Regions from separate parts of the Homo sapiens genome. Here region 1 is linked to region 2. Evidence: chromatin loops called from intact Hi-C (ENCODE). Cell type or tissue: PC-3. All regions are shown on one strand. Each heading gives the region's core, and the rest is flanking DNA. Links, peaks and the distances in the headings are about the cores only.

The links. Hi-C counts contacts between places; a loop is a spot of excess contacts. Peaks named below come from ENCODE experiments on the same cell type or tissue, not always from the same donor. Only the 100,000 strongest peaks of a DNase experiment are listed, where the experiment ranks them.
Region 1: it touches region 2 in a loop (2.8-fold over the local background); 1 of 110 quality-filtered maps calls a loop at or near these places.

Annotation. Positions count from the first base shown.
Region 1 is chrX:123,334,894-123,339,893 of GRCh38, reverse strand. The region is part of intron 4 of GRIA3 (glutamate ionotropic receptor AMPA type subunit 3); the gene reads right to left. Among named protein-coding and RNA genes, the nearest start is that of GRIA3, 150 kb to the right of the region's middle. In PC-3, for the core only: no CTCF peak of the experiment used is centred there; a DNase peak (open chromatin) is centred at 3,053; H3K27ac peaks cover 641 bases.
Region 2 is chrX:123,168,162-123,181,404 of GRCh38, reverse strand. No RefSeq gene overlaps it. Among named protein-coding and RNA genes, the nearest start is that of GRIA3, 9.5 kb to the left of the region's middle. In PC-3, for the core only: a CTCF peak has its summit at 7,377 (motif pointing left); no DNase peak of the experiment used is centred there.

The DNA of each region.
Region 1 (5,000 bases), core at 1-5,000, 160 kb before region 2:
AATGTCTGTTTCTTGAGGATCCAAAGGTCATGATGAAAGGTCAAGTTGTGTTCTGGCCAGTATAACCCGTATTCTTATTAGTATCAGGTTTTACTGTTCTGTCTTATGACATCTGAGTCAGTTTCAATTTTTGAATCAGCACTTCTTACTAGCGTTCATGCTGACACATAAGTGGGGATTGTCATACTTATGCAATTATACATTTCCATCCCTTTCCAAACCAGATGATCTTCAATGGGTCCTTGGAAACTTAGTTCAACCAATCCTGAGGAGAAAGGCCTTCCTGATCTGAGTCAAGCTGAGTTAGGATGTTTCTTCTACATTTCCATTAAGATCTGTGTTCCCCTCTGCCACTGCTCTTATCACACTAGACTATGATCATCTGTTTACTTGGCTGCTTCCCTATGAACTATGAGTTTCTTGAGGCCTGGAACTATGTCTTATTGGTTTTTCACTTTTTCTTTACTAGTCCTTATCCAGGACTACAGAGATAGGCAGTGTGATTAGTCATGATGTCTTGCTTTTTATGGAGAGCTTGAAATTGTTTCCTTAGATTTCAGAGGACCTACTGGAAAGGATTGTGCATAATAGCCTTCTGTTTTCTTTTTCATGCGGTTGAGAAGATAAAACCACTCACTTGTTCCTTCTACTCTAAATATTATTCCTATTTATGTAGATTCTATGAAGAAGATACTTGAGTAGTAGGTCCTTTTTAGTTTCTACAAAGAACCTAGTCTGAGATGGTTCTCTTTATGCAAAAATATCTCTGTTAGATATGTTGGATTCTGTTGTAATGACAGAACCATCCCCATGAAACATCCTAGTCTTCCTCTGGAGTACAGTAAAGGGAAATTCCTATCTGACAACTTTTAAGCTAAGCTCTGAACAAAGCAAATAATATGGAACACATAAAAACAGTTTGTAGACTGAACAGCTTTGTCTATATTTGGAGAAACCATACCATTTACTATTGGCTCATAAATCCTCCAGTACCTAGACCATTATTAACATTGCTCTTTTTCATTAAAAAATATAGTTTGATGGGGCCAGGCATGGTGGCTCACGCCTGTAATCCCAGCACTTTGGGAGGCCGAGGCAGGCGGATCACGAGGTCAGGAGTTCGACACTAGCCTGACCAGTATGGTAAAACCCCGTCTCTACTAAAAATACAAAAAATTAGCCCGGCGTGGTGGCACATGCCTGTAATCCCAGCTACTCGGGAGGCTGAGGCAGGAGAATTGCTTGAACCCGGGAGGCGAAGGTTCCAGTGAGCCAAGATCACACCACTGCACTCCAGCCTGAGCTACAGAGCAAGACTCTGTCTCAATAAATAAATAAATAAATAAAATATAGTTTGATGGCATGAAATTGTCACGCATGCATTCTTGACATGGGTAACAAAGAGTATGACCTGTAGGTCACTGAGTGCTAAGAACCATAGCAGGAAGTGGCTAGGATTTCATGTTTATTGTCTTTGTGGGGTTTAAGATTACTGGCTGTAGTTTAGCAAGCAGTGTTGTGGTGGAGGCTGCAGTTGACAGAGTCGTTGGGGAAGCATACCAGTGGGAAGTTTTCTCAAGTGAAAATCGTTCTCTGACTTAGTTGCAGTAATTTACCCTCAATGCTTTATTTTCAACAGGTTGGGTGTGAGATGTAGCCACACCCAATTCTCACAATCTGGGAAGGAAACACGGACAACATTCCTCCTCCCTGATGAAAGAAAATGCAGGGCTGGGCCTGCTGCCACCTTTTATTGATGGGGTTAATGCAGAAGAGCTAATGGCTCTGTTGGGAGATGCACTTTTCTGCCACTGCTTGCAACTCTCTGAGTGGCTTGGTGGCGGTTGCCATGGACACCAAATGGTGAAGGGGCTTCGGTCAGAGTTTGAAGGATTATGTTGTGCTTGAGTAGGTAAGACTGAAATTAAGTTAATGTGTGCAAAAATAAGGTGTTTTTTTCCCCTTTGCACCTTTGAGAAAACAGCAACAAAGTATTCTGTCAAACAACAATTGATTTTATGTTGGTCAAAGGAAGCAGGAGGAACAATTTGTTGAGTAGGAAGTTTTCAAGTTAAGCACAAGTAGTAGTTTGAAATAGGTCAAGAGGACTGAAAAGGACCCTCAGAGCTGTTCAAAAGATAGTGATGGCAAGGTACTTAAAAGTGCCCACTAAGAAGCTTTCTACAGTACCCTCGTTGGCTACCTAGTCCATTGTTTCAGTGTCTCTAGATCCTTATCTCTTAATCCAAGACAGAGTATTACTGAGGTCACACTCTATTTTGGTTTTTCTCTTATTTACCTCGCAAATGTGTATGTCTTTTAGATAGCATAATCCCCAGGTTCTGATTTGCAAATCCGTTCACCTAGTTATCCTTTTTCTGTGTCCCCATTCTTAAGCTCAGCAGGCGCATTCTGGCCCAATGCTGAACTCTGAAAGGGATCCCATTCTTCCTTTCTCTGTCCCCACTAATTATCCAGTTATACCTAGAGCTATGATTTCTGCTATTGAGATAATTAAAGGCATGAAAACAATTTCAGCTAAACCACTTGAGCTTGAATATACTATTCTTCTTTTATGAACAATTAATCCCACTACGGAAGGCAAGACCTTTTTGGCCTACAACATCATAATCAAAGCACTTGCCACTCTCTTGGTGGTATTCACAAATCTAAACCTTTATGGTGATCATAGTGAAGTAACGTTATACTGTCAAAGACAAACAGGAAGGCTTCTAATGTCCTGGGAGCATGTCCTAGCCACTTTCACAGGTGGCACAAAGGTTCTTCACTGAACTCTTCTCTGACTCCACCAGATCAGTTTCCCTCTCTTGAGACTTACCTCAGATGATAGAAAGAGCTTTTAAATGCCTTTTGAGTCTCAAGCTCAGTGACCACACATTCCTTTCCTTATTCATTTTCTCCCCCTTAAGAAATGAGGTGCAGTGATTCTAATTATAATACCTTGTATTTGTAGACTTGCCCTCTCTGAGGATCTTAGAATACCTTAGAGAAATTGCCTGATTCATCCTAATGTCATCCCAGTAAGGCAAGAAAGGATTTTTATAGTTTATGGCTGAAGTTCCTGAGATGATGAAAGGTGAGGTGGCTGTGCAAGGTCACACAATGATCTTGAAATAGATAGAACTCAGCCAGATTGCTAGTCGTTGGCTTAATACTGGAGTCCTTTAGGAAATATTTGATCAGTTGCTATTCTTTTTCAGAGTAGGGTGGTGGTGGTTTGTATTTGGGAGGCTACATATAATATATATTTCTAAATATATATATGTAATAGTGGTATCTGGCTATGAATCTCTTCCACTTTGGCTCCACCCCTAGTGATGTAACACTAATTGTCACCAATCTCCTCAAGCCCCCACCTGGGCCCATTGAGTGATGCCCCTCACTTGTCAATTTGTCATAACCTTTGAGCAGAGATAGTTTGACCTTGCCAAATCTGGACTGAAGTAAAGCTGTCCCTGAAAGGATGAGCTTAATTTGACTGGACGAGCCAGGTGGTGGCTTGGTAACAATGACATCAAACTAGTCCATGGCTGATTCCCACATTTGGTCTCATCAAAGTCCAGAACTTTGTACGGATCAATTAATGTCCCTTGCCCTTCCATGTTAGTGCAGTGAAGAACTTGAGTCTGCACATTTTATTTTATTTTTTGTTATTGCTCATTTACATGCTTGATGCCTCTCAGTAGAGGAGCTCAAGAGTGTAAATTATTTTAAACATAAGGGTCCTGTGGCAATGTGAGCTTGAACAATAACTAGCTTTTGTGTTGCTTTTGTAAACTATGGTTCTTGCAGCCCTCACAAAACTGTTTGTTACAGCATCTGTTAGAATCTAGAACAAGACTCCTGTAATCATGCAGCTGTGTGATGAACACTCTAATTGCTACATTTTTGTTGCTCTTAATCTGGGAAAATTTCCTAATAAAGCTGGATGATGATTTTAAAAATTTCATTAATGTTTACAAGCTAGTAATTCTAACTCATAGGACTTAATCTCTCAGTGTCTGCAAAGGCTTAACTGAGTGTTCACAGTGTAAGTCATATGAAGTAAGAGGTATTAGGGCTCTTTCTTCCTCTGCCCACTAAAAACATATTCACTGCCTATGGAGGGATGAAATGGCTATATATGGCTAGTGTTTCCTTTCCTTTTTTTTAAAGTATGAATTGGAGATCTCACTTGACTTAAGTGATGGGATTAACTCAAAATAAAGAGGATATTTGCATCAGTTTTATTGTTCTATTTGAATTGGTCCATATTTTTATAATTTTGGAATAAGATACCAGCCTTAATGCTAAAATGCGGCATTAAAGGGTGGGAGAAAAGGCCTTGATTTAATACATCTGTATTGCAATCTACTATATGTTGGATCTGAGTAGTAGGATAACAGTGAATATAGATATAATGAGGAACTTATGATAGGCTTATGATAAACAAACAAATCTCAGTTAATCAGAATCCAATTACCAGAAGCCCTTAATTAATAGGGATTTTCCCTAGGTATTTCCTAGAAGGGCTGAGGCCATATTTATTTATATATACATATGTGGCACAGCTTTGATCAACCAGAAACTCTTTTTAATGCAGACGTTTGTTGTTCTGTGTTCTAAGGATAGAGGTAAATGATAAACTTCCAGGCTGTGCCCTGGCCTTAAGATACATTATCTCAATCTTCCTATCATCTCTGTCTCCAAGTCTCAGCAAAGCTCACTGATGTTGAGGTGTGTAAGAGTGTCAGTCAGCTAAGAAATCAATGATGGTCACCAGCCTGGAAACCTGAGAAAGCAGGAAAGTTGATTCACACATTTTTAGATATTTATTATATTCTGACTTCTAGAATTATTGCATTGACATATCGCCCTACTAGATTGCAAGCTTCTTCAGCAGGGAAGACATGTCCTTTTCTCCTCACCCTAGCATTGAGTGTGGCAAAATGGGTTGGGAATCAATCAATATTTCTTGAACTGGATTTCCTACCTTGTTT
Region 2 (13,243 bases), core at 4,477-9,476:
TTGCTGTTGGTTGAAAAGCCTGTATAATACATGCAAATTCTTTAGCAATCGATTCCTCACCCAAAAGAGCAGGGAGACACTTTATAAACTTCAACTTTGATTTTCCAACGAGGGGTTAGAGATTATACTAGCAGCATCATAGCCACCAGAAGTTGCCAACAAAGCCCCAAACCTAGCTCTCCCTCTGTGGTTAAGAGTATCCCTGCTGAATTTAGGATTACCTGCTAGCCTTAGTACCTATGATCTGTACTTTTAAATGAGCTCTATGATATAGTTTAAATAGCAAGAAAATAACCATTGCAGTTTTTATCAAAAAGTAAAAAGTGTACTTCTCTTCATGAGCTTTGTGCTTGTTTCAGGCTTGAGAGGTGCACTTGGATAAGCATAAAGAACTGTTGGCCAGTGGAATTCTAAGAGGTGATCTATACCGTACAGTGAGCCTCATACTTGCCAACTTCATAAAAATCAGGAAAACAACAACAGAAATCATCCTATTTCATTGGAAGGAAACTGCTATACCCTTCGAAGAAAATGAAACCAAGATACTATATCCTTTGCCTAATGGGAGCATAATTTTCTAACCATTTGACTTGATACTTTGATTTCTTCAACATTTATTGACCACCTACTATAGGCAGACTTTGCTAAGCACCAGGAATGTAAGGAAGCAAGGAACAGTTTCTGCTTTTCATGAATGTCAAGTTCAAAGGAGGAGCAGATGTATTCACTGGCAATGACAATGCAATATGGCAAGTGCTCTGAAAATGGTAAGCACCAGGTACCATGGCAGCACAGAGGATGGTGTTTAACTATCTGAAACAAGGTACTTCCCTTATCCCAAACCCTTACAAACACAAGATAGAACAAAGTGGTTTCTAAGTACCCGTCTTGCTTTTATGTTTGATCATCCTATGATTCCATGAGGTGAGATTATTTTGGGGTTAGAAAAACTGTCCAAACTTTAGCCTAGACTCTAATAAAGGAACTAAGCTAGATACAACTGATTCTTTGTGGCCATCTTTTGCACTGTCACTTCCAGATTATTTGGGAAGAATAGAGAGTTTAGCCATATCTGGAGATTCAGGTTGGGTATGACTTCTAAGAAAGCTTAGGTCCTCTGACCTACTTCTCTATAGTTCCATTTTCTCCATTATATCACCCCTCCAGAAACCTCTGTGGAAATCTTCTATCTAAGTGTTGGCCTCCATGTTGTTAAATAAATCTACATCCCTGAGAAGCTAAAATTTCAGACACAGGCCTAGTTGGAGTTGCTTCTGTTGGAAGTGTATCTATGAGTCAGAGGAAAAACCTTATTAATTTGGATTTAATATGTCCAGAAATCGATCCACCGAAACTTCTAGAAGGAGACAGTTACACCAAGTGAGTAGTGGCTATGGGAGCAATTGTTTATCCTAAATCATTTTCAGATTAGCTTGCTTTTTATACATAAGGGTATTTAGAACTCCATGTTTTCCCTGAAGACATCCCCAGGAGCCATTTGGAGGAGCAATTAATTGGAAATGACCTGGTATTTTTTGTACCTCTCTTCCAACACCTTCCTCTCTGGACTAAACACTTTCACACCACCTCCTTTAAGCACCCTCAGGGTTAGTGACCATGCTTTGAATGGTCCTATATCAGTTAGAATACTTCATGCTGCAGACAAGAACAAATCCACTAAAACTGATATAAACACTAAGGGAGACACATTGGCTCACATAACTGGAAGGGCCAAAGGTATGGCTGACTTGAGAATTCATTAGACTCAATATTTCAACAATTTCATCAAAAACCTAATTTCTTTTCCTCTCTCCTTTCTGTTTCCCTGAAGATGGCAAAATGGCTGTAGGATTTCTTGGCTTCATATCTATGTCACATCATCTTGTATTAGTTGGCAGTGAATCATGTGACTATTCATGATCCAATCTTGTGGCCAGGTAATGCCATGCTTAGGCCTGAATTACCTGAACCAGTAGCCATGACATAGGGGACCAGGATTATGACCCATCTGTGCAGTTTAGTGTAGGGTCAGTCTTCCCACCACCACCAAATTACATGATTGATACACAATGAGGGAGAGAGATATGGAGGTTGGGAAACAATCACAATAACCACTGACATCCCTGTCTTCCTGAAGGCCTGCTCCCTGGGAATTGTGGGTGGTAATAATTTTATTCTTCAAGTGTCTACAGGCCCCTGAAGACTTGCCAAAATGGTTTGTCTTTGGTCTGTTGTAGGTAGACTCCTCAATGGTGAGATCCTTCTGTTACTTTAGTAGCTCAGCCCCCTAAATTTAGTTCAAGATGCATCTGCCTGATATTTTAATTCTGTTCTTAACAGAGTTATGTTATATTGAGAGTGCAGGGTGAGAAACTAATATAGAAATAATTTCTTTTCTAGGCAAATAGGCTTCTAGAGACTTTCAGGTAAAAATCTAGAGATTCCTCCACACATTCTCCTCAGGATAAGCAGAGGTGTCACTCTACAGACTATGAAACTGAGGAATCAGAGAGGTTAAGTGAATAGCCCAAGGTCATACAGCCATGTGTTAAGGATTGGCATTTCTTATCCCTCTAGGGCTTTATTCACCAGACCAGAGTTTCCTTCATGCTGTGATACTGAGGATGTGGATAGAACTGAATCATAATAAATACATTCTGCTGGGATGGTTACATCTTAGCAAGTAATTATCCCCTGGTAGACTCTGAATGGGCTTAAAAACTGTAGATGGAAATCACATGGCTTCAGGACTCCCACTTCTCACAAAGTGACATTCTTATAAGCTGCAATGTCCCTCTGATGGGAAGTGTTAATTTATTGTGAATTATTCCAGGTTACCTCCCAGAGATAATATTCTTGACATTTTTATTAATGTATACCATTTTACCCCTCTGGGAAAGTTAAAAAATGATCACTGGGAAACAGCATAGGCAAGTCAGGGGGAAATTAACCCCCAAACTAAAACTAGCCCCTCCTCCCAGCCCTACCTGGGGAGGGGTTGCATGTTTGAGTAGATTTGAGAGTTCTAGAGATGTTGAGGAATTATTGGTGCCAATTGTTTGAGGAGTTATGCTTTATACTCAACTGGAAAAATTTCCATTTTTTGAAGTACTTATGAAAATTGGAAGTTGACTCTGGATTCTGAAACTTACATGACTGGAGGTTAGGAACTGAGTCAGCATCATGCCAGATAACATCATATGAAGGCAAATAGACTTTTTCCCCATTTTTGAGGTGCATATATGTGTGGGGGTGGTGGTGATGGGGTTGGAATGAGTGCAGTACACATGTTAGATTGAATGAGAGCTCTAATTATTCACCCTTTCCCAAATTCATATCTTTATCATGGCCTCATTGTGGGCAGTTTGTTTTCCTGCCCTTTAACTTGGCCATGTGACTTGCTTTGGCCAATGGAATGTGGGAAAAAGTGACAGTGCACCAATTTCAGCTTACATCTTAGGAGACCTCACACATATCTGCTTGCCATCTTCAGCTCTGTCAGTGCCATGAGAAGAACATGCAGCAGCTAATTTGTTGGCCCAAGAAAGATGAAAGACATGAGTAGCAGAGCAGCTCCAGTTGACTCATAGACCTACAGTGAGAAGCAGAGCCACCCCAGCTACTACTACCTGTAGCAGCACTACACTGCTGGGGCCAGTCTAGATCAGCTGAACCCCAGCCAACCTGCCCATCAGTGAGGAATAAGTGACTGATGTGGTTTTAAGCCACTAAGGTTTGGGACACCTTGTTGTGGAGCAATAGCTAACTAATACAGCAGGCCTCTGGCCGTAATATATTTCTATGAATGGTCTAAAGCTAGGGTGATCATATATTTTTGTTCACCCAAGACCATTCAGTTTATGCCCATGGTCTTGGGACAATTATAAGTGCCCCCTTTCACCGGGATAAAAATACCTCAGTTCAAATGCGAATTTCTGTGGTCAATCTAGCTGAGACAATGTAGATCTTATATGTGGTTGCTTCAAGGGCCAGATGGAAGACTTGCTATCTGCTTGTTTGCTATTTCTACCTCCTAATTTCTGCTTTCTAATTTGTCAGCTGGGGATTTGAGTTTAGCCATCTTGAGGAATAAGGTATTTTTAACACTCCTTTAGAGGTAGGGAGTTTTGGGTTTCCTGCTTTGAAAGAAAATTCAGAGTATTTAGGGGAATAAAAAGATAACTGGAAACATTTGAATTTGAAGATACTTGCCTGTGGCTAATTCTTAAAGAGGAATTGCAATTGCTGGTTTTCCTAAAGTTTAATCTGTTATAATATGTGTGCTGTGGGCATATTCCGTTGAGTCTTTGTGACATCAATTTCATGAACATAATATTTTGAGGAAAAAGAAAAGCATATTAACCACTCCACATTTTTCTGGGCAATTACCCACAAAATTAAAATTAGTAGTTTTATCCTTTGAAAATACAGGTATGCCCTAGTTTTAAAAAGTCCAATATGTGGAACTAGAAATTTGGAAGGAGTTTTGTAGTTTACTAAAAGATTTGCCTAAGTTTTCCTTTAAGTAGTGAACTGCTCTTGTGCAATGGTTATCAGTCAGATGTGATTTTGCCCCCTGGAGGACAAGTGGCAATGTTTGGGAGACATTTTGATCATCATTCCTGGCAGTGTAGGGTGGTGCTACAGGAATTTAGTGGGTAGAGGCCAGAGATGCTGCTCAACTCCTTATAATGCACAAGGCAGCCCCAAATGTCAATAGTGCCACTGTTGAGGAACCCAACTCTTATGTATTCAGAATAGGAGTTTTAGAAAAACCAAATAGGTATATACACACCTTTTCAGAAATGTGAGTATTGAACTAGGAATCTGAAAACTTGGATTCTAATCATAATTCTGCCAAAATTACTAGGAATGTGACATCAGGCTATCATTTACACTCTCTGAGACTCAGTGATTTGATCTGTGAATTGGGGATACATCTTATTTATATCTCCAAATAAAGCATTAGAGAGAAAAGGAGAGGGATGAGGGAGGAGGGGAGTGAGGGAGGAGGGGGATAAGGGGAGAGGGAAAGATCATTGTTACAATACACTTAATATTGTGGTATTCAGGCTGGTAAAGTTGATTAGCTCAAATCATAGAATTACCAGGAAATGTGAACTTTCTAAGAGTACTTCGACTGCTTTTACTTTTCTCGACATTCTACAACCGAAGAAATTGCAGCAGGGCAGAATATCTGTCACTTCCCCAAATCCAATGCAAAAGCCAAGGCTGTCTGACTTCCTATGCTGCCTTTTTTTTTTCATTAATTCCCCGCAAGTTACCTACAGTTCCTGTTACTAGTTATCAGTGCTTCAAGTAATATTATCCTTGTATTATTGTTAATGTTCTTTTTTATTTTAGAGAAAATACTAACTGAGAGGAAGCAGCAGTTATGAAACTATCTCTACAGTGATCATCAGAGCTCAGGGTTGGGCAGAAAGCTGGTTTCTGCTGAGCTACCAACACTTAGTTGGACTCAAGGGTGAGAGAGTGAAATGGACTCTAAGTAGCAGCAGGAAGGAGGGAAAGTAAGAACAAGGCCTATACAGTGTTTGGAAACTCTTCAGGGCAGACAGGACTGGCTACATAATTTGCAGGGCTTAGAGCAAAAATGAAAGTGCTAGGCACCTTCTTGAAACATTTTTAAGAATTTCAAGACAGAAATGGCAGTGCATTAATCCAAGCATGAGCCCTTCTAGCATGGAGCCCTGTATGACTGCACAGGTCACACTGAGGGCAGTGCCTACTATAGAGAAGAATGGGCCAGTCTGGAGCACCTCCCTCTTCAGTTACCTGGGCCCTTGACTCCAGGCCCCAGGGAGGAAGCTCATTCACTAAGGACCCTGCAGGGTCCACAGGAAATGAGGTGGCTTCCTCTAGGGAGGTACAAACAGTTCCTCACTGCTTCACCCAGCCTCCCTCAGTGGGTTACCCCAGTCCCAAGAGAAGTTACATGTTGCAGAACAAGAGACAATCACTGTATCTTGGCAGGAAATCAGCCAAAGAGTGGTCTTATAGATCCTACCTGCCCTGCTATCTAAACTCAAATTGAGCTCCCTTGGGGGAAGATTGTTCCATATACAAAGGCACCACACTGGGAAACTCTTTGTGAGGCAATGCCTTTAGAAACAAAACAAAACAAAACAAAACAAAACAAAACAAAACAGAAGAGAACAAAACAAAGCAAAAACAAACATTTCCTCCCTCTTAATGTAGTGTTTAAGAGCTTAGAACATTATCACATTTTGATAATAACGGGAAAGCAGTGACTCTTTCCCAATTTTGAATTTCCTTTACTCAAATTTCTGGTACATACAGATTAACTTGGTACTTTTTCCTGTTGATGGTGATGATAACAATGATGATGATGAGGAGGAGGAAGATAACAACGATAATGAAGGCAATGATGATCATGATGATGACAGTGATGATGATGGCTAACATTTATTTCTTACTTCATGCTAGGTATTCTACTAAATGGTTTAAATGTATTGTTTCATTGAACTCTTACAACAACTCTTTGAGATAAGTACTATTAGTATCCCCATATTCCATTCAAACCAAAATTAGAAGCATTTCCTATGAACCTTAAAGGAAAGAGACGCTGAAAAGCATCTATTACACAAGAGATGTTAAATGGAAAGAAATTGCGCAGTTCCTATTATTAACAAGTTAGAATGTGAAAAGTGTCATTGATTTTTCCTTTTATTATAGGATGCTTCCCTTATTGTATTTTTTTGTGAACACAAAATTTATTTTTAAATGCTTTGTACAATGCTTAGTACCCAGAGGCTTCTCAATAAAAGCGTGCTGAATGAATTAATAAATGAGGGCTGGCCGGGTGCAGTGGCTCACATCCTAGCACTTTGGGAGGCTGAAGAGGGTGGATTGCTTGAGCCCAGGAGTTCGAGACCAGCCTTGGCAACATGGCGAAACCCCTTCTCTACAAAAAATACAAAAGCTATCTGGGTGTGGTGGCACATGCCTGTAGTCCCAGCTACTCAGGAGGCTGAGGTGGGAGGATCACCTGAGACTGGAGAGGTCGAGGCTGCAGTGAACCATGATCGCGGCATTGCACTCCAGCCTGGGCAACATTGTGAGACTCTGTCTTAAATCAATCAATCAATCAATCAATCAATCAATCAAGGCTTTTGTAGGCTCACTAAAGATCTAAATTTTTGTATGGAGTTTCAAGAAAACACCCTAAGCTCTTTAATCATGAATACTGCCAAAGGATTTTGAGAAACAAAATTTTATGGTTAGAGAAGTACCCTGTGTCTTTATTTCAAGTAAATTATACCTGTGATACCAGCTTGCCCTCTTGATATGGTTATAAACTAAGGCATCATTACCACCACCTTGTGGAAGTTTCCAATAATTGCAGACAAATTACCCAAGTAGAAAGCCATAGAGATCTTGACTATTGAACCTTACACTTCTCCTCCAACACATTACTTGACTTTTGCTCTAGTTAGATTTCTGGGTAGTAAATTAAAGCAATACATTTATGTGTCCTTTACTTTGAGTGACCTCAAATTCTTCTTGGAATCAGGAGCAGCGTGGTGAAAAAATATGTGAATGAATGGAATGTTTACATTTCCAAACTAACCCATTAAAAAATTATAAACCTTTTACTGTCTTTCTAAAGAGGATGAAACTTGAGGGAACCAACTAATTTGGTATTGGAATACACTGTAACTTTATATGTTAACTCTAACTAGATATTTTGCTAACTTTGTTTATCTGTTTAAGATTTTGCGAGCTCCATGAGGGGAGGGATTTTTTTTTTTTGGTCTGTTCTGTTTACTGCTGTAATCCTAGCACCTACAACAATGCACTGAATTTAATGGATGCTAAATATTTCTTTTTCAAATGAGTGAATACATGAATTAAGTCAAAAGCAAGATCTAATGATGCTTAACATAATGGTACATACATTAGGAGGAATACAAGGGAGAAAAAGTTTCTGATTGCATGGATGAACTGAAAAAGAACAGACCCAAATGCCCTTCTGTCTGGGAGATTAGATTTGGCAAACTCTTAGATAGCAGTGACCATACGTTATACTTAGGATAGTGCCTCTTGAGGTGCAGAGGTGGTGGAGAATAGTGGAGGGTGGATCTGGAAAGGGACAAGGAAAGAATAACTTTTCTCTTATTGCCGCATCACTTATAAAACTTACTCATCCTTTCCCTCTTCTTTTCAGTATTTTGTTTGATAAAAGTGATTCGTATATTCTACAAGGTACTTGGTGGAAAGCAGTCCTTGTGTTACTATTAAGGGACAGATGACAGTTGAGAAGAATTGAAGGTCTGAGTTAGTATAACATTTTCTGTTTCTCAAGATTGTGGAAATTGGCTGACTATGTCTGTAGCTGGCCACAACATGATAAGAGGTTGGGTTGCAAATGCTGAGAAAATGGAAATGGAAGTCAGCAATTTGCTTCTATACCTTATAATATGGGCAAACCTTGCTTTATGCAATGGGCATACCTCTCAAAATTTAAGTGGAAAATGAATTTAGATAAATTGAATCCTATTTTAAATCCAGGACAGGGGCTTGCCACTTAAAGAAACCCTGAAGCAAATCATTTTTTGAAGTTAAAAAGTGGGCTATTTTGTCATTTTTGTAGTTTCCTTCATGTTGTACTAAAAATAAAACATAGTCCCCTAGAATTTAGAGAGTAGATGCTTTTGAATAAAGAGTTGTGGTTTTGAGATGTTTATTTTTCAAACCTTCTCTGATACCAGAGCTTAAATGGAAAATATCTAGTTTTCTGAAATCCCCAGTATTCCAATCTAGTATCTTTTCATGGTACTTCCTTTTTTATAATTGCAGCTTTCATTTTGGATTCAGGGAGTACATGTGCAGTTTGTTACATGGCTATATTGCATGATGCTGAAGTTTGGGGTAGAAATGATCCTGTCACCCAAGTAGTGAGCATACGACCCAATAGGTATTTTTTCATCTCTTGTCCCCCTCCCTATCTCCCCTCTCTAGTAGACCCCAGTGTCTATTATTCCTTCATAGTATACTTCTGATGTAGGATCAGAAATTTCCCAGTTTTATTTGGGACAAAGTTGAAGTGTTAATAAAACATACATAGGTATTGCCATCTTTGCTCCAAATTACCACCGATCACGTCTTCACTGAAACCTTGGATGTACAACATAAGCTATAAATTTCATGCCAGGGGGAAGAAATTGTAGTGTGAGTTATTATTTATCAAGTACTTTCTATGTGCCAGGCATGTGCTAAGTACTTTTATATATTAGATTATCTAATCCTAATAGCCCCCTATGAGGTAAGTAGTATTATTACTTCAATTTTACAGCTGAGGAAATGAGTCACGCGGAGAGATTGAATGGCTTGCCCAAGGTTACATAGCTCTAAGTGGTAGATGTGAAATCAAGTCCAGGAAGCCTCTCTGTCACCCTGCCTCCACGTCATTATCTCTTTCTCTCTCTCTCTCTCTCTCTCTCTCTCTCTCTGTGTGTGTGTATGTGTGTGTGTGTATGTGTGTGTGTGTGTGTGTGTGTGTTCTGTTCTGAAATCCCAACTAGTATGTGTGCTCCCAAAAGGCAGAGAATGGATAGCTGCCTCTATGCCATACAAGCTCAGTGGCCACTCAACTACCATTGTAGACTGATTGGGAAAAACAAACACTTGAAAGAAAATTTTGTTTTGTTTTTAAAAGTTTCTCTCTCTAGCTTAGCTAAAGATAATTTACTTTTTCAAGGGATGGAGGGAGTACTGTTCACTTCTCCGAGAAAATAGTTACTTACTGAATGGCAATCTCATGCCCTGGAAGGGTTAACTTTACTGTCTGAGAGAGGACAAGGCAGTGTGTATAGTGGTATACTTGTCTTTTTCCATCAGAACCATGGTAGGTGGTTTAAAGGAAGGGCCACTCAGCCTGAGTTCAAAATACCCCATTCACAACTAGTGTTAGACTGATTCGACCTCCTTGGGTCTCACTATTTTCATCTGTACAATGGGGATGATAATAAGTAACAGATCCTTCATAAGGATGCTGTGAGGATTGAATGAGATAATTAAAGTACATCGAATTATGCCTGGCATGTAACAAATGCTCAGTAATATTAGCTCTTATTGTTACTAGCTCCAGGCCCATAAGCATATTTTAGCACAGGTTTCTCTGAGCTTCTTTTGGTTCTGGGGGCTCTGAGAGAGTCCATTTTGCTAAGTTGGAGGAAGCAGGAAAGGCATTTGCATTTGCAGAAGCTGTCAGCATTTGAGTTTGTTTAGCCTTGACAAGAAATGGCTTCTTATTTTGAAAACAAAGGAAAAATATATTTTTCAAGTGAAGAAACACCTTTAAAGGTGTATAAAAATACCCAGAAGACTTATTAGGCAGAAAACAGCTTTCATAGAGCAACGTCGTAGTGATTGAGGAGGAAAAATTGTCAACTGTAAGAATTAGATTGCCCTTAATGGAGAAGCAGAGTTGGGCATGGCAGAGACCGCTAGGATGGGTGGGGGAGGGGGAGGGCAGGGGGAGGCAAAAGGCTTGCCAAAGAGCCAAGGAGATTGGATTGTGCCAGTCCAGAAACCACTTGCCGGAAGAAAGCTGCAGTCGCTTTCACCCACTGCCGCTCTGTGGTAATGAATGCATTTTTGATTAGCTTTGCTGATTACCTGCTCGCTATGCACACAGCGGAAGATAGAATAGCAGAGGCTGGGGCTCTTGCTTAAGACTTTAGAGGCAAGCGTTGGTGGGAGGGCTTTGATGCTCTTTTGTATTTTTCTTTTCCCATCTGCTCCTCAGTGTACATTAAAATAACACAGGCTTGTTCTGGGAGCAGCCAAGAGGCCAGATTCTTAGTTTATTTCCCTTACACATTGGTGTTGTTACAGGGAAATAAAAACAGTACCAGAGGGGCAAGGAGCTGCACCAAAGCCCCCATCCACTTTCCTCTGATTTCTTTGTACCATTTAACTCATCCCCTCAACCACAGGAGATGGATGTCTTTGCATATATTGAAAAAGAAGTTATGTCTTTGATTTCCTAGATACATTACAAGTATTTACCAAGATATGAGAATTAGGTGTGGAAATAGGTTTGAGGCTCAGAAGGCAAAGTCTCTAAAGATTTAGTGCAATTTGAATGGGAACATGAACTTTCGGAAGGAAAAACACAGGTTATCAATTTGAGAACAATTTCCTCTCTGGTGCTGTAAGATGAGAACTAGAGTCCAATGTTTATAATCAAATGAATCTTTTTTATTTTTTAACACATTAGTACAGCAGTTTTGTTCATATTGTATTTTCTCTGTGCATGGGCTATTAATTGTTTTTGGTTGTTGTAGTTTCTGTTCTGGACTAAACATTGTATGAGGCCTGATCTGTTTCTAACAAGGTGAAGGCTAAATAACTGGCGAGACTCATCTATGAATGTCAGCCCAGCCTGTGACTGAGTGATACTGTCTAAAGCAAACACTATTTTCTCTTTTTGGGTAGGAATGGAGGACTTGACAGCTGCTTGAATACACAGATCAGGGCTAGCCCTATGTGTAGGAGCAGTGAGTGAGTGCTTCCTTTGAGGGGCTTCTAATGCTTCCATTTCACCTTTTTTGTATCTTCACTAGTAGCCTCATTGTGCTTTCTGAAATTCCTATTTTCACCCACTCCTTTGGGAAGCACTCTGTTAAAATGGTGATGCTGCCTACATGTGATGCATACTTCCCATTATTTCTACATCATGGCACACAGGCAGCTCCTCATAACTGGAGTTAATAAGTTTGGAATCAGGCCACTCCAGATCTTGAGTACTGAAGGGAATTACTAACTGAGCACACCTCTGATCTTTTATATGGCCACCCTTATGAAAGATCACCAGTCATTCATAAGGGTGACCATATCATTTATGATCCAATCTGGGACACTTTGAGAGTGAAAGGAGGCACTGTTAATAATTAAGCCAGGACATGAGGCAGAATGTATCATCTAGGAAGTTTAGTCACCTCAGTCAATTATACCCTAACCTAGGTTAGTTTCCAAGACGAGCCCTACTGAGAAAAGACCTCTGAAACGTGTACTTTTCTAATCTGTTTGCTCCATTAGTCATTTTCCTTATCTGTCTTTCTATTTATATAGCTAGGATCACCTACTCTTATTCTGTTTTTCTCTAGTCTCCATTTCACAGACGAAGAGACAGATATGACACTAAATGATGTTTTATACCCTAGTTTTTGTCAGAAGTGAGTAATTAGGTAGCAACAAGGCCATATGGGACCCAGGGGTAAATTGGTGATTTCTGAATCCTCACTAAATTTCCATTTTGGTATCTTCCTCATCTTGTTTACCGTCTTTCTTTCTCTAGCTTCCCAGTGCCCATGTTCCCTCCCATGTCCAGAATTTTCTTTCTTTGCTCGTATCCATTAAAGCTTAGCTGTTCTTTATAATATTTGATTCCTTCGAGACTTTGCCTTCTGTTGAAAAATGAATGCTAAAAATTTAACGTATTAGCTTCTCTAGGAAGTATATTCACATTTAAATAAGGGACTTCTGAAGACATAACTGTGTTAATCCAGTGAAACAGTGATAAAGGTGGGAATTCAGGCACCATGGCAACAGGGTGTTTTTCTGGTTGGAAGACACAACCTCACAGTATGACCTGACTTATACCACATAGGTCCTGTCTTGGTCAGGGCTTTCAAAGTTGGATAAGCTATAATACCCTCAACATGATTTCTGCTGCCATCTAGATGACATGCTCTATGGGATTGTGGCATAATTTTAGATTTACTTGAATTTATGAAAAGCCAATAGAATGCTTTTTATAACAGTTAAAGTTGATAAAAAAAGTAAAAAAGTAAATAATCCAGGTTTGTGTCTGATCTGCTTCAGGCAGGAACATGAACTCACTTTAGAGTGGTAGAGATCTAGAAATGATTGTCTTCCTTCGAGAGTAGAATTGCCCTTTGTCTTTTTGGGATGATGAAACATAGATTGCCTGGTGAATGGGCAAGCACTCTTAGAACTAAAATTCTCAGCCCTCTGTTTTAATATCTTCCCCATCTACATCCCTTTGAAACTAAAATGTAAAAATCAGGATCAGGATTCTTTGGGAAATCAGCTTTAAAGGACACATAATTTATTTATTAGTGTTTGTATATATTTGATATCCTACTAGTCACCATCTAAACCAACTAGTTGATTCTCCCTGTGGATGTGACATTTGGTCATTCATTAACAAATATTTCTTGAGTGCCTACTA